Regions from separate parts of the Homo sapiens genome. Here region 1 is linked to region 2. Evidence: read pairs that join two places in POLR2A ChIA-PET (ENCODE). Cell type or tissue: GM12878. All regions are shown on one strand. Each heading gives the region's core, and the rest is flanking DNA. Links, peaks and the distances in the headings are about the cores only.

The links. ChIA-PET counts read pairs that join two places held together with the same protein. Peaks named below come from ENCODE experiments on the same cell type or tissue, not always from the same donor. Only the 100,000 strongest peaks of a DNase experiment are listed, where the experiment ranks them.
Region 1: POLR2A ChIA-PET joins it to region 2 with 6 read pairs; 2 of 35 experiments call an interaction of 5 or more read pairs at or near these places.

The regions. Positions count from the first base shown.
Region 1 is chrX:20,128,585-20,133,495 of GRCh38, forward strand. It overlaps EIF1AX (eukaryotic translation initiation factor 1A X-linked), which reads right to left. Exons shown (of 7, transcript NM_001412.4): 5 at 3,598-3,679; 6 at 1,932-2,023. Among named protein-coding and RNA genes, the nearest start is that of EIF1AX-AS1, 8.9 kb to the right of the region's middle. In GM12878, for the core only: no CTCF peak of the experiment used is centred there; no DNase peak of the experiment used is centred there.
Region 2 is chrX:19,641,017-19,645,016 of GRCh38, forward strand. The region is part of intron 7 of SH3KBP1 (SH3 domain containing kinase binding protein 1); the gene reads right to left. It overlaps LOC124905255 (a long non-coding RNA gene), which reads left to right. Exons shown (of 2, transcript XR_007068406.1): 2 at 109-3,744. Among named protein-coding and RNA genes, the nearest start is that of MAP3K15, 130 kb to the left of the region's middle. In GM12878, for the core only: no CTCF peak of the experiment used is centred there; no DNase peak of the experiment used is centred there; H3K27ac peaks cover 246 bases.

The DNA of each region.
Region 1 (4,911 bases), core at 1-4,000, 490 kb after region 2:
GACACAGGAAGCATGATATGATTGATCCCGTTCAGTGTGATACTGACCTAATTCTCCTGAGTCAATCTGGTTATAGTTAAAACATCTATAAACCACCTGGAGAAATGTCTCAAAGAGTAGGGTTCTCAGGTGACAGAGCCAACTTTTACAAAATGTTCAAGAGAACTCCTTTAATAATCACTCTTTACCATCCCTTTTCCAGCCAGCCAGCTGGGTCCAGTTCTGAGGAGGCGTTGGCCCAGATCCAGAAATTTTTACTGAGAAAATCTTGACCACGCCTAGATTCTCAACCCATTATCTTGGTGCATGCGGCTTCATATCCATGCATGTTCTCTGGTTAGGTTCCTTAATTTTTTTTTTTTTTTAAAGAGGCCTTCTACCCCTGCTCAGATGTCAAAATGTTTGGGTTGGCGCTTAATCCACATGTCAGCTGCAAGCTCTTATTTACCAAAGAATAGAATTGTTAATTCTATTGTCAAAATATTAGTAACAGTTTAGTCGTAAGACTCCTCTTGGCTCAGGGTCTCCAAAATTAAGAAAATAACAGAACAACATGTTTATTTCTCACTTCCTATTTTTGTGTACATGTTAAAATGTCTATAATATTAGTAATTTAACTCACAGTGTGAGTATTCTTGGTCAGGAACAACTGCTCTAGGTATTCCGAAATTCCATCTTTGCATCAAATTTAACGTTATTATGTTATTTATGTAGAGACAAAGTCTGGCTATGTTACCCAGGCTGGTCTTGAACTCCTGGGCTCAGGTGATCCTCCCCTATCAGTCTCCTGAGTAGCTGGGACTATGGGTGCATACCACCACATCTGACTTATTATTGTTTTTGGGTTGAAATACACAGGTGGTTTCTGAACTACATTTTAGTTAAAAGAGGTTTGAAAAGAAGAGCCCAAAACAGATTTAAGAGTAACACCCTAATCACTAAATAAATTTATACTGCCAAAAGATTAAGTTTGAATTTCATTCAATTACAGTAACAGCAGAAGTGCAGTAAAGCATTTACACTTATGGGCATTACTACTTTATTATTAGGAAAGACAATCCATTTTCCTCAAAATAAACATACCAACTGCAAACCAAGAGTTTGCCAACAGTACACACCCAACAGCTAAAAATACCATAATTGGCAATAGGCTTCCATTTTGACAAGGCTTTCAGTGTATGTTGTAATTCCAATGCTTCATATCAAGCTGGTTCAAACAAGATTCTTTCAACACACTAATATTTCAATTAAAAAGGCATGTTCCTTTGATAAGATCTATTTTTCAACTGTCCACTAAATTTCTTAATGGCTATCTCTTTAGAGACTCTTAATTAAACAAGTTATGATTAGAGTGGCTGGCGTTAATATTGCCAATGCAAACACTGACCTTTTCAGGAAGAGAAATTGAAGAGGGTTATAAGAATTCTCAAAATAGGGCCGGGCATGGTGGCTCACGCCTGCAACCCCAGCACTTTGGGAGGCCGAGGAGGGCAGATCACCGGAGGTCAGGAGTTCGAGACCAGCCTGGCCAACGTGGTGAAACCTCGTCTCTACTAAAAATACAAAAAATTAGCCAGGCGTGGTGGCACGCGCCTGTAGTCCCAGCTATTCAGGAGGCTGAGGCAGGAGAATCGCTTGAACCCAGGAGGCAGAGATTGCAGTGAGCTGAGATTGTACCACTGCACTCCAGCCTGGGTGACAGAACAAAACTCCATCACAAAAAAAAAAAAAAAAAAAAAAAAAAAAAGAATTCTCAAAATATAAACAGTTTGACCAGGTGTCTTCTAAATAATATTATTTAATTCAGACAATTCTCAAAATACAACCTTATTTAAGTGTCCCATGTTCTTAAAATTAATGGATGTTAGGGGAAAGTTGGTTTCTCCATGGATAATAACAAAAATTGGAAAACACAAGGTACATCTACTTACGTCATCAATATCTTCATCATCATCTCCAATGTCATCAAACTGAATTTCATCATCATCTCCAGGACCAAATGTATCAGTTTCATTGATTTTAGCTAAGGACACAGTAAGAAATACTCATAAGTCAGCACTGTAATTTACTCAAAGTTTCATCATAAGAGCATTCCTTTTATATAAGACAATAACTATAAAGAATATTTTATGAAAAAAAATTCCTGCAGTGTCACTGCTAAGTCAAGATGGGAGTATCTGTGTTACCATTTTCTTTTGTTTGCAAAGGTATTTTTAGTAAGGAAGGCCCTAATTACACTAATTCTGAAGCTATTATAACTTTCAGGTATACTTCTCAACATACAAGGAAATATGGTAACAACGTATTTCCTTAAGAATAGCTGGTTCACTAATCATCAGATAGACTCATCAATCAGAAAGATCTGGTCAAATCATGATTACCCCTAAGCAATGAAAATGAACCAGGAAGCGCTAGTCCTATTCCTATATACATTAACATTTCTTAGATCAGAAATGCTAAGTAATTTCAGCAGGACTTTCATGCTTAAGTAAAATATAACAAAATTATGTTTTTTCTTAAGATACAACAGAGCCAAAAATAATAACTGCCAAGTGAAAATGCAGGCCTACAGAACAGTATGTCAAGTACATTTCCCCTTTGATGAGGTTATAAGGGACTTATTTTTAGGTTTTCTGCGTTAAGAATTCATTACTTTTGTATTTGGAAGGGTGAAAACCAAGAAATGTTGCTTTTAAAAAATCCTATGGGATACTATTATACAACGATAAAATGGAAATATAACTTTTTAATAAAAATCAGTAATGAGGCCGGGCATGGTGGTTCACGCCTGAAATCCGAGCACTTTGGTAGGCAGAGGTGGGTGGATCATCTGAGGTCAGGAGTTTGAGACTAGCCTGACCAACATGGTGAAACCCCGTCTCTACTAAAACTACAAAATTAGCCGGGCATGGTGGTGCATGCCTGTAATCTCAGCTGCTTTGGAGGCTGAGAATCGCTTGAACCTGGGAGGCAGAGGTTGCAGTGAGCCAAGACTGCACCACTGCACTCCAGCCTGGGCAAAAGAGTGAGACTCCATTTCAAAACAAACAAACAAAATCAGTAACTGTACCTAATTACTTGCCCTTGCTTCATGGTTTTTTTTTTTTTTTTTTTTTAATTTTTTTTGAGACAAGGTCTCACTTTGTCACTCAGGCTCGAGTATAGTGGCATGATCATAGGTCACTGCATCCTTGAACTCTTGGACTCAAGCAATCCTCCCGTCTTGGCCTCCCAAGTAGCTGAGACTACAGGCATGTGCCACCATGCCCGGCTGACTTGCACTTCGTGTTTAACCCATATGCGCACTGACAGTCTCTCGAGGAAGGAATTTTAATAGATACTATAACAAAATTATTCCTTTAGTTAGCATTATGTGGAAGTCCAAAGCTTACAGAACTCCTCACCATATTTATTAGGAACAGAATTCCAGTAATTTCTTTCTTATAGTATCTAGTATTATGAAGCATAGGCAGGCATACTTAAAACTAAAAATGTGAGCACTAAAGTAAATAAGCAAAATCCATAGTTCCTTCACCTAACCAGCAACACATAACCTAAATACCATATGACAAGTTAATACAGTAACTCAGACATTACCATGCTCTGGAAGCTCGCCGTATGCCTTCAGACTTCTAGCTTCGTCTGCATTGTATTTTAAAATTACATCAGCTTTGTTATCCTTAAATAGAGACAAATAACTTTAAAAAACTGATCATAACAAAATATTATCAGTTATTTCATAAATTCTCATATTGAATAAACAATCAAATCTCACCGTTTTACTATAAATCTTTCTCCTTTTAAATTTTAAAGCTTTCTCATACCCTCTGAAAAAGATCCTTAGGTTTAACCCAAGAGGAAGCTTATGTACATGCCTGAATGATTAACAAGCTTGGGAAATATAGAGATCTCACTTTAATAAGAGCAGAACTGTGCATACCCCATATTTTAGATTATTTAATATTACCCTTTGATCAGAAGTCTTTTGAAGTACAAAAGTTCCCTGGGACAATAATTTGCAGGGTGATCAAACACTGCAATTCCAAAACTGAGACTGAACTGAGACTGGTATAATGACCTAAGGAAATTATACCTTTCTGTATTATCTGTGCTTCTTTGCCTAGGTATCAATCACAATCTCCTGTGGAGCTTTTATATCTTCTGAAGACAGATTAGTAGATGTGAAGAGAAGCCCAAGAATTAGTATTGTGAGAAGTTCTTTAGGTATTTCTGATGCAAAAGTCCCATTGAGAAATACTGCCTTAGAATGTTTCTACTTCCCTATTTGAAAATAATTTAACTCAGTTAAGGGAGAAAATTGATTGCTTCAACTTCAAGGACAGTGTGATTCAGACCAGTACTTCTTAAAATGTAAAGTGTATAGAAGCCTATGGAGATCTTATTAAAATGCATGTTCTGACTGAAGAGTCAAAGAACCTGTATTTCTAACAAGCTTCCAGAAGATGCTATCGAGCCATTGACCACCCTGTAAGTAGGAGGGGCACGGAAAGATCATGAATAATTTCAAATCAGAAGTTGGTCCTGGCTGTCACTTTACAGTCAAAATGTTACTCATTTTGGACCCTTGGTTTCCTTATCTATCGAACAGGAAATTACTTATTCTTCCTATTTCTGGGGTTATTGTTAGATCATAAGAAAAAAATGGACATTAAAATGGTATGAATTTAAAGCAAGCTTTCTCACCTCAGCGCTATGGATTATTGTGAGGCGGACCATTCTCTATTATGGGATGCTGTCCTGTGCCCACCCCAGCCTCTATCTACTACATGCTAGCAGCACTGCACCCATCCCCCAGTTGTGACAACCAGAAAAGTCTCCAGACACTGCCAATGTCCCTCGGAGGGCAAAACTGCCCACAGTTGAGAAACAATGGCTTAAAGTGAAGATTTA
Region 2 (4,000 bases), core at 1-4,000:
GTCCGCTCTGACCCTGTGGAGTGTACTTTCATTTTCAATAATCTCTGCTTTTGTTGCTTTACTCTTTCCTTGCTTTGTTTGTGCGTTTTGTCCAATTATTTGTTCAAGACGCCAAGAACCTGGACACCCTCCACTGGTAACAGTCTTAGGCCGATTGGGAGAGCAGTGGCTGGTAAGAAGAGAGGGTCTGGCAAGCCCCAAGGAACACCGGCAAGCCAAGGAACACCAGCAACCACTGCTAACCACTCAGACTCCAGAACATGCTCAAGTGTCTTACAGGAACAAATGTATTTTGTTTTGATTTTTTGTTTTGTTTTGTTTTTTCCCCTAGCAGAGAGCTCTGTAAGCTGGTGTTCTGAACATACTTTTGAAGGATGTTCCTTACCATTGTATTTCAAGTTTCATTATATGTGGTTTCCATATACAACTTTAAAAGCTAAATCTACTTGCTTCTGTAGAGATGCATTATGTGCTGTTTTCATATAGCGAATGGAACTGTTTTCCAAGCATAAAATTTCGTAAGCAAGTGTTTCAAACATGTTTTTGGGAGATGTTTCTAGCATTGCATCTCATCGTGCATGAGGGCTTTATACATAAATGTTTTAGAGCTAAATCTAAGCATACTTTTTAAGAGATACATTATGTGCTGTTTTCCTACAGTGAATGGAACTGTTTTCCATGCAGAGGGCTCTTAAAGTAGGTGTTTGGAACATACTTTCGAAAGATGTTTCTTACCATTGTGTTTAAGGTCTCATTGTGAGGGGCTTACATATACAGGTATATGTACACTTGGCAAAGGGGACCAATGGCTAATAGCTTTTTAATTTTTATATATATTTTTGAGATAAGGTCTCACTCTGTCACCCAGACTGGAGTGCAGTGGCACGGTCGTGGCTCACCACAGCCTTGGACCTCCTGGGCTCAAGTGATCCTCCTGCCTCAGCCTCCCAAGGAGCTGGGACCACAGGCATGTGCCACCATGCACAACTAATTTTTTCTATTTTTTGTAGAGACAGGGTCTCACTGTGTTGTCCAGGCTGGCCTCAAGCTCCTGGGCTCAAGAGATCCTCCCGCCTCGGCCCCCACGAAGTGCTAGGATTACAGGCATGAGCCACCGTGCATGGTGCTAACGGCTTTTAAAAAACTGTGCAATCTACAGCCTGATAAATCATAAATCATTTATACTTCTCCATTTGCTCAACCACCACTTTTTATGTGCCCACTGAATCCATGGCACTTTTCTAGGCTGCATGGTGGGGATATCAAGTAGAAGATACAGCCTCAACCTAGAGGGACCAATGATCTAATGATAGCAACAAGGTTCCATTTGTTGCCATCACAGATGAGAACTCCTAAGAAGCAAGTCAATGAACAAAGGGATTGCAAAGGCGGTATGAGTGTCCAGTTAGGAAGTGAGATGAGGTTCAGCAGGGAAAACAGCCTTTGTCCTGCAGTCATAATTTATGCAGAAGCCTGATCTGCCCTTGTACAAATTCTGTCAAGGATTTTTCCCCCCAACCCACCTGTTCAGCTGGTCTTCTGAATCTGTAAGACTGAACTATTTTTCAGAAAAATATTCAATAGCCCTTTGGGCTATTTTTCTATCCCACAGAGGCCACAAATCTGTATCAATTATAATAAGAAAGAGGGAAACTCCAGATGTGGTGAGCTGGAGGAACCTCAGGGCACTTCATTATGAATATTTAGACAGTTTTCCTCTTGTTATGAAAATTATGTCAATCTGTTCCCCAGCATGAGTTTCTGATGAATTTCAATATCATAAAAGCTTTTTTTTTTGAGAGGGTGGGGATGATAATGTTGTTTAACTAAATCCTGATCAGCTGAGTTTCACTTTCACTCAGAAAATACCAACTCATATCAACATTTTTAAAATCATCACAACTCTTAACCCTGATGTGAGCTAGTATTTTAGCATGCTAAGGAGACAGACATCTACGCAGGAAGGAGCTGCCCTCTTCTGCACTGCTGGGCAATTTTTGTTATAGTTTGTCTTCTGGCCAGAAGGAAGAGGGAAGGAGGTTGCTCAGATCCCAAGCTCAGGGTCATTTCTAATATGTAGTTGTTCAGTTACTCTGTGGCCTGTTACCTAAACATAGGTGTCGTATCAAAATCCCGAAGCAGGGAAATGGTCCAAATGAAAGGGGCTTTTTAGGGGGCTTCTTAGGGGTCTGGGGTGGCACTAAATGGAAATCATGGAAGAACAATTACCCCAGAATTTGCTCTTGACAACTGGAGACAGTGTGTGTGGGCTGAAACTGAAGAATTTTTTATTTTTTTTTTTTTTATTTTTTTTTTTTTTTGAGACAGGGTCTCACTCTGCCACCCTGCTGGAGTGCAATGGTATGACCTTGGCTCAATCACTGCTGCTTCAACCTCCTGGGGTAATCCTCCCATGTCAGCCTTCCAAGAAGCTGGTCTCAAACTCCTGGGCTCAAGTGATCCACTTGCCTCACTCAGCCTCCTAAAGTGCTAGGACGACAGCTGTGAACCACTGTGCCCAGCCCAACTGTAGAAATTCTTATCCTGGTGTCTATGAAAAATGTCTGTCAATAAACATCCCTCAAGCCTTTGATGACAGTAATAATTCCCTTTCCTGACCTGCTACCATTTACAGGCATATTAACATCTATACCCAAAGACACCTTTCTCATATTCCTACTGAATTGTTCACATCTTCCTTTTGGCTCTTCCATCAGCTGTTTAATTTTTGAATGCAGAAACCTTCCCCTCTGAATTGTAAAGCTTTTAGAACTGAATGAGAGGATGAAGATGCTGGGATAAACCCTGGGGTTTATCTCTAGTATAACCCTCTGACTTCACAGACAATGCAGATGATGAAGAGGAAGGCCAAAGGAATAAAATGACTTGCCCAAGTTCACATGGCTAGCTAATAACAGAGCTGGTCCTAGAATATGGGCTTCCTATAAACCCACTCTTTTGAGTAACCCATCCCCCACCATGCTGTTCCTAGAGGGCCAGGTATGTGGATGTAGTTAATAGACGCTTTTAGGACTGAACAAGGCTTGGGCTGGAGCCAGGATTCTCCCACATGCTTAGGCAAGCTGAGCATTTGGAACTGTGTTCATTTTCAAGCCCAGGAAGCCCCTCTTGGACCCCAGAATTACTCTAAAACTATACTGTCCACAGGGAGTAGGCAGACAGTTACCAGAGGCTGGGAAGGGTAGTTGGGGGCTGGGGGGTAGGAGGGATGGTTAATGGGTACAAAAAATAGTAAGAATGAATGAGACCTAGTATTTGATAGCACAAGAGAGTGACTATGGTCAATAATAACTTAATTGTACATTTTAAAATAAAGAGTGTAACTGGATTGTTTGTAACTCAATGGATAAATGCTTGAGGGGATAGATACCCCATTCTCCATGATGTGCTTATTTCACATTGCATGCCTGTATCAAAACATCTCATGTACCCCATAAATATATACACTTACTATGTACCCACAACATTGTTTTAAAAAGAAAATATTTTAAAAAATAAAACTACACTTTCCAATATGGTTGCCACTAGGCACACATGACTATTGAGTGCTTGAAATGTAGCTACTCCAAATTGAGGTATACTATGCCTATGAAATACATATGGGATTGTGAAGACTTCACATGAAGAGAGCAATGAAAGTATCTCATTTAATAATTTTACGTAGATAACATGTGGCGATAATATTTGGATATATTGAGTTAAATAAAAATACATTAAAATTAAGTCCAATTGTTTTTCCTTTTTTTTTAAACATGGCTACTAGAAAATTTAGAATTACATATGTGGCTCACACATGATATTTCTATTGGCTAGCACTGTTCTAAAACACAGTTAACCCCTCCCATTCATTAGCCTAATCCTTCCAAAAAGACTTGAGCCTCCTGCCTGCAGACATGCAGTGGTATCTGGAGATATTCAAGCAGAGATGTGTTGAAGATACCAGTGGGAAGTCAAGGGTAAGTAAAATTGGTCAAGTTCA